2 separate regions of the Homo sapiens genome follow, and region 1 is linked to region 2. The links are chromatin loops, found by intact Hi-C in ENCODE. Cell type or tissue: PC-3. All regions are shown on one strand. Links, peaks and the distances in the headings refer to the core of each region. The heading gives the core; the rest is flanking DNA. Region 1 overlaps LYPLAL1-DT (LYPLAL1 divergent transcript). Region 2 has its middle 140 kb from the start of LYPLAL1.

Region 1 (2,924 bases), core at 207-2,706, 230 kb after region 2:
TGTTTTCTGGGTGTTTTATGTGTGCTCTTCTCTTTCTTCCTTCCTTCTTCCCTGTATTCCTTTTTGGGAAGTTAATTTTTTTTGGTGGGTTGTTTTAATTTACTGATTTTCAGTTTTTTGTGTATCTGTTGTAGGTTTTATGATTTGAGGTGACCATGAGGTTTGGAAATAACATCTTAGAACTCATTATTTTAAACTGATCACAACTTAGCACTGGATACAAAACAATCCAAACTCACAACAACGAAAGAGAAAACTAATAAAAGCTCTACACTTTAACTTAATCCCCCTGCTTTCTAACTTTTTGTTGCTTCCATCTACGTTTTATTATACTATGTCTTAAAAGTTGTAGTTATTATTTTTGATAGGTTTATCTTTTAGTCTTCGTATTCAAGATATCAATAGTTCACGTACCACAATTACAGTGTTATAATATTGTGTGTTTGTTTGTGTACTTACTATTACCAGTGAGTTTTGTACCTTCAGATGACTTCCTATTGCTCATTAGTGTCCTTTCATTTTAGATTGAACAGCTCCCTTTAGCATTTCTTGTAGGGCAGTTCTGGTGTTGATGAAATCCCTCAGCTTTTGTTTGTCTGGGAAAGCCTATTTCTTCTTCATGTTTAATGGGTATTTTCACTGGGTGTACTCTTCTAGGATAAAAGTCTTTTTTCCTTCAGCACTTTAAATATGTAATGCCACTCTCTCCTAGATTGTAAGGTATGTTATTTGTGTCTTTTCTCTTGCTGCTTTTAGAATCCTTTCTTTATCCTTGACCTTTGGAAGTTTGATTATTAAATGTCTTGAGGTAGTTTTATTTGGATGAAATCTACTTGATGTTCTACAACCCATCTATACTTGAATTTTGATATATTTCTCTAGGTTTGAAAAGTTATCTGTTATTATCTCTTTGAATAAAATTTATACCTTGATCTCTGTACCTCCTCTTTAAGGCCAGTAAATCTTAATTTGCCCTTTTGAGATATTTTCTAGAACTTATAGGCAAGCTTCATTCTTTTCTATTCTTTTGTTTCTTTTGACTGTGTATTTTCAAATAGCCTGATTCTTTCTTCTGCTTGATCAGTTCTGCTGTTGGGAGACTCTGATGCATTCTTCTGTATGTCAATTCAATTTTTCAGCTCAGAATTTCTACATGTTTCAAAAATTATTTCAGTATCTTCGTTAAATTTATCTGATAGGATTCTGAATTCCTTCTCTGTGTTATCTTAAATTTCATTGAGCTTCCTCAAAATTTCTATTTTGAATTTTCTGTCACTCTTGGATTGATCAGTGGTGACTTTTTCAGTTTGTTTAGTGAGGTCATGATTTCCTGAATGGTCCTGATGCTTTTGGATGTTTGTGAGTGTCTGGGCATTGAATAGTTAGATATTTATTGTAATATTTGCAGTCTGCACTTGCTTGTACTCCTCTTGTGGAGGGGTGATGCAAGCTCCACTGTGACTACCACACTGAGACTGTGCTGAGTCACACCCAAAGATAGCACAGCACTGGGTCTTGCTCAAGACCCATGGTGACCACTGCCTAGTTACTGCCAGCGGAAGGAAGGAGTCTCCCCCAGGTTACTGAGCTGCACTGCCTGGGTTGGGGGAGGGGTGATGCAAGCACTCCCTTGTCCACCTGGCTGGTGTCTCATTAGGTCAACCCAAGTCTACTGCCTTCTAGCCCAGCACGCACCAAGACTTGCCCAGGAATTGCAGTCCTTGTCGCCTAGACTGCCTTTGAGGTTTATGTAGTATCCCAGAGTGCTTTGGCCCATGGTAGTGGGGCTAGCCAGAACTCTAGTTCCAACCACTGGGAAGGGCAATTCCTCTCTTGCTGGGACGGATATAAGGACTCCCTCCATGGGCACTGGCTGAGTTCTGCCTTATCTTGTTTTCTACTGTGGCTGGGCTGCACTGAGTTCCAATGCAAAGTCCCACATCACTGCACTCTCTCCCCCACAAGAACACAGATCCTCTCCGCAGCATCAGCAATTCAAGACTATCTTTCCTAACCTCTTCAATGCCTCTTTCTTTGATATGATGTTAGAACCTGGTACTGTGATCACTCACTTGATTTTTGGTTCTCATAAAAGTGCTTTCTTGTGTGGATAGTTGTTCGATTTAGTGTTCCTGTAGGGGGACTATTGTTGGAGAGTTCTATTAGGCCAACCTGCTCTGTGTCTTCCCCTATAGTTTCTTTTTGACTCAGTTACATTCAAATTTATTTTTTACACTTTATAGAAATATTAGGGAGGTTAAAATTTATCCTTTATTTACTGAGCTCTAATTTAACAGAATTGAAATTGTGGTCAGAGAATGTATTATGTTTGACACTAAGTCTTTGAAATTTATTGAGATTTGCTTTAAAGCCTAGTGATATGCTTAATATCCCATTCTATTCCTATGTGGAGGAATCATAAGGTGAGAGACAGACCCTCTCTTTCAATATGTAGCACAAGGGTTCTTATTTATCCTCTGGACAATAGCATACAGATACATGTCTCAAGTTTATCTAGTAAGATTCTCTTGCCTGTAGCTTTGAATAATGAGGGTTAGAGATTTTTCCCAGCCAATGTGGAAGGTTTGAGAGACTACTGGTGTGGCAGCAAGAATCCAGTAGCAGCAGTATCAATTCCTATGTCCTAAGCAGACTTCAGGCTCATAACCTGCTTTCCTTATTTTTCTGCCAGAGTCTAATTCTCAACTGTTGATTAATTCTCTAAGTTATTGATATCTTGCCAATACATTCCTTTTCTGATTAATGTAACCAAAGTCAGTTTCTGTTGCTTAGAACTCAGAATTCTGACAACTGTGAAACACAATGCTTCTGAGGGAATTACAGCATATTACTTTTTGCTTTATTTTATTTAATCTTCTGTTTCTCTCCTCAGGAAGTGTTATTTATTATCCTCATTTAACAGA
Region 2 (2,924 bases), core at 280-2,779:
ATTTTGTGCTTCTTTTAGCATTTCCAGAATCAGCCTCATGGAATCCTCTCAGCAGTTCCAGTACAGCCAGGAAGCACTCCCCATTCACATCTCACAGATCTGGGTTCCAACTCGATGGGGAAGCTTCCCCAGGCACCACATTAATGGCACTCCTTCTCCACGGGTCAGAGGCTCAGCTATGGGAGGTCTTTCCTCTGAGTTTCTGAAGGGTCTACACAAGCTCTGTCCTCAGAAGTCTGAGTCCAGCTGCCCAGCAACATGCTCTGAGCTTAACTACCATCTCTTCCTTTCTCCTCCAGTCCTTACTTTCTGCAATTACTGTTTCTGTGTTACTGTTTGCTTTTTAGTTTACCAACACCTGTTTAGTTTATGCATTGCATCATATTATCTCTGTTGAAACATGGTTTCTGTTTTCTTGATTGGACCCTGCCTGAAAAAAAAGATAACTGCGATAAAGCCTTTCATTTGAAAAAGAGAAAGAATGGGAAGCAATCCCAAGGGGTCAGTGATCCAAAGCACACACCATCTTCTCCCGGAAAGAAAAACAGGGTTTCTTACCGGCAGTGGAGTAAGTTCCTTGGACAAGCCCCGTCAGCCTCCAACTCTGCACTCTGGAATATTTCCCTGCCCATTTTTCTAGGGACACATTAGGGGTCCTCTCCTTCCTCTTGGTGAGTGTTTGAGGACACGGTAATTTCATCAGGGAATGAGAGCTCCCAAGACTTCATCATTAGCCCTTATCTTTCTCTAAACACAAAATTCCCTAATGACCTTGGTCAAATTGTGATCTTTTACTTATTTAATTCCAAGGACTAGTAATCTAGTCATTATGGGTTGTGGTCTTTGAGCCTAAAATTTGGCATGGATATTTCTATTTTCTAATCAGAGAGCTTCATTCTCTTATTATTAGTATTTATTAAGTACATCCTAGGTAGTAGAAACACAACAGTAAATGACATGTAATCCTTGTTTTATACAATTCACAGTTTGGTGGAGATGAGAAAATCAGACATTTAAATTAGGCAATTCAAGTTGCAATGTGAAGAAGAGATCATGGTTTGGTGGGATGGGGGACTGTGGGGAGGGGTGGGGGTAACACAGGTGTTTGCTTAGGGTGCTAAGGGGATATTTCAGTCTTGATGAGGCAGGGAAGACTTCCTGGGAGAGTGACACTTGAGTTATTTGTAAGAAAAGGAGAAAGAGGAACACTCAAGGTGATGGAAAATTAGAGAAGCATGATAGATATTGATAATAATTGATCCACACAATTGGCCCAAGGGGAGAATCTACTTCCTTTTTTTAATCCCAGAGAAAACGAGCTCAAGCCCATACACATTAGATTAGCCCAACATTCAGTTATCTCCCACTTGCAGTTTTTCATGTTTCTGAGTTTTCTCAAACTCCAAAGGCTTGCACAATCCAACAGAAGGTCAACACTCTGACTTGAACACCCAAGAGTGAAGAGCCTGGGGTCTGATCAGTCTGCTATTGCTTTTGCTTCTTGCTGCCGCTTGGTGACACTGTTGACAACTGGACCTACAGAGTCCACAAAAGATGCTGATAGACCACAGACCTGTTGCTATGGATCTTAAAGGCTGCAAGGTCCATATCCTCAGCACAAGTCCAGTGGAGTGAAGGATGCCTAGGCTAAAAGCATGGGTCTTTTGATCTCATATAAAGTCATTCTCTGAGACGACAACTGCTGCAGGAGTATACTATCAGGATTAAACCAAGCATTTATGCCCTGCAGACCTGAAATTCCTCATCTGTTTTTTCCTTTCTAAGAATTCATACCACTAAAAGTCAAGTAGCTTATTTATTTATTTTTGATCCTGAAAATAGGTTCTTTCTACCCCCTTATTCCTGGGACAATTAGGATAACTGCATACTTTCTCATCATCACCTCATTTTCTTCAGGGTTCATATATATAACTACAAATATATATAGCCCTTTTTTGTTTGGGAACACTGTGTTCAGGGCCTAAAGATTATTTGCTTTTCTAAAGATGGTTGAAGTGACTTCCCTGTACCTCTCTCAGAAGAGAAAGAGAAAAAAAATCCAAGTTAAATATTCAACAGGACATTTACTATAGAAACACTGGAGGGGCTGAAAATAGTTCCTGTGAATGGAATATAGCTATTTAGGTGTTGAAACACGAAATAGTGAAAGATGAGACACCAGAGATACACAGGAAAGTCCTTGCTGACATGCTAAGGAGTTTGGATTTACTTCGGAAGCAATGGAGAATGCATGAAGGATTTAAGAAAATTGACATGAAGTATTTGGATTTTAGAACAGCCACTCTAGTGAGAAAAACTGATTGAAAAGGGCAAGTTTATAAAAATTGAACAACAAATTGAACCATGACCTTAAAAATTTTCCAATTTTTTAAATTATGGTAAAATACCTATAACATAAAATTGACCATCTTGGCCATTTAAAATGTACAGTTTGGTTGTATTCAATACATTAGTAATGTTGTGCATCCATCACTACCATTTCCGTAATACTTTTCACCTTTTAAAACTGAAACTTGATAGCTATTAAACTGTAACTCCCCATTTCCTCCTCCCCCCAGCCCCTAATGATCACCATTTACTTCCTGTCTCCAACATTTTGAAAACACTGAGTACCTCATATAAGTGGAATGATAAAGTATTTGCCTTTTTGCGACTGGCTTATTTCATTTAATGTAGTGTCTGCAAGATTAATCCACATTGCAGCCTATATCAGAATTTTGTTTCTTTTTAAGGCTGGATAATATTCCACTATATGTACATACCACATTTTTGCATATACATTTGACCATCAATGGACACATGGGTTGCTCTCACATTTTAGTTATTGTAAATACTGCTGCTATGGACAAACATCTCGTAACAAAGAAAATTCCTTGACCTGGAGGCCTTGCTAGTGAATTCTA

What was found. Peaks named below come from ENCODE experiments on the same cell type or tissue, not always from the same donor. Only the 100,000 strongest peaks of a DNase experiment are listed, where the experiment ranks them.
Region 1: a loop joins it to region 2, with 3 times the contacts of the local background. A loop is called at or near these places in 2 of 110 quality-filtered maps.

Annotation. Positions count from the first base shown.
Region 1 is chr1:219,087,719-219,090,642 of GRCh38, reverse strand. The region is part of intron 3 of LYPLAL1-DT (LYPLAL1 divergent transcript); the gene reads left to right. Among named protein-coding and RNA genes, the nearest start is that of LYPLAL1-DT, 85 kb to the left of the region's middle. RefSeq lists an enhancer at 1,372-1,421. In PC-3, for the core only: no CTCF peak of the experiment used is centred there; a DNase peak (open chromatin) is centred at 1,512; H3K4me3 peaks cover 357 bases; H3K27ac peaks cover 1,661 bases.
Region 2 is chr1:219,316,540-219,319,463 of GRCh38, reverse strand. It overlaps a transcript of LYPLAL1 not described here. Among named protein-coding and RNA genes, the nearest start is that of LYPLAL1, 140 kb to the right of the region's middle. In PC-3, for the core only: a CTCF peak has its summit at 1,516; a DNase peak (open chromatin) is centred at 1,513.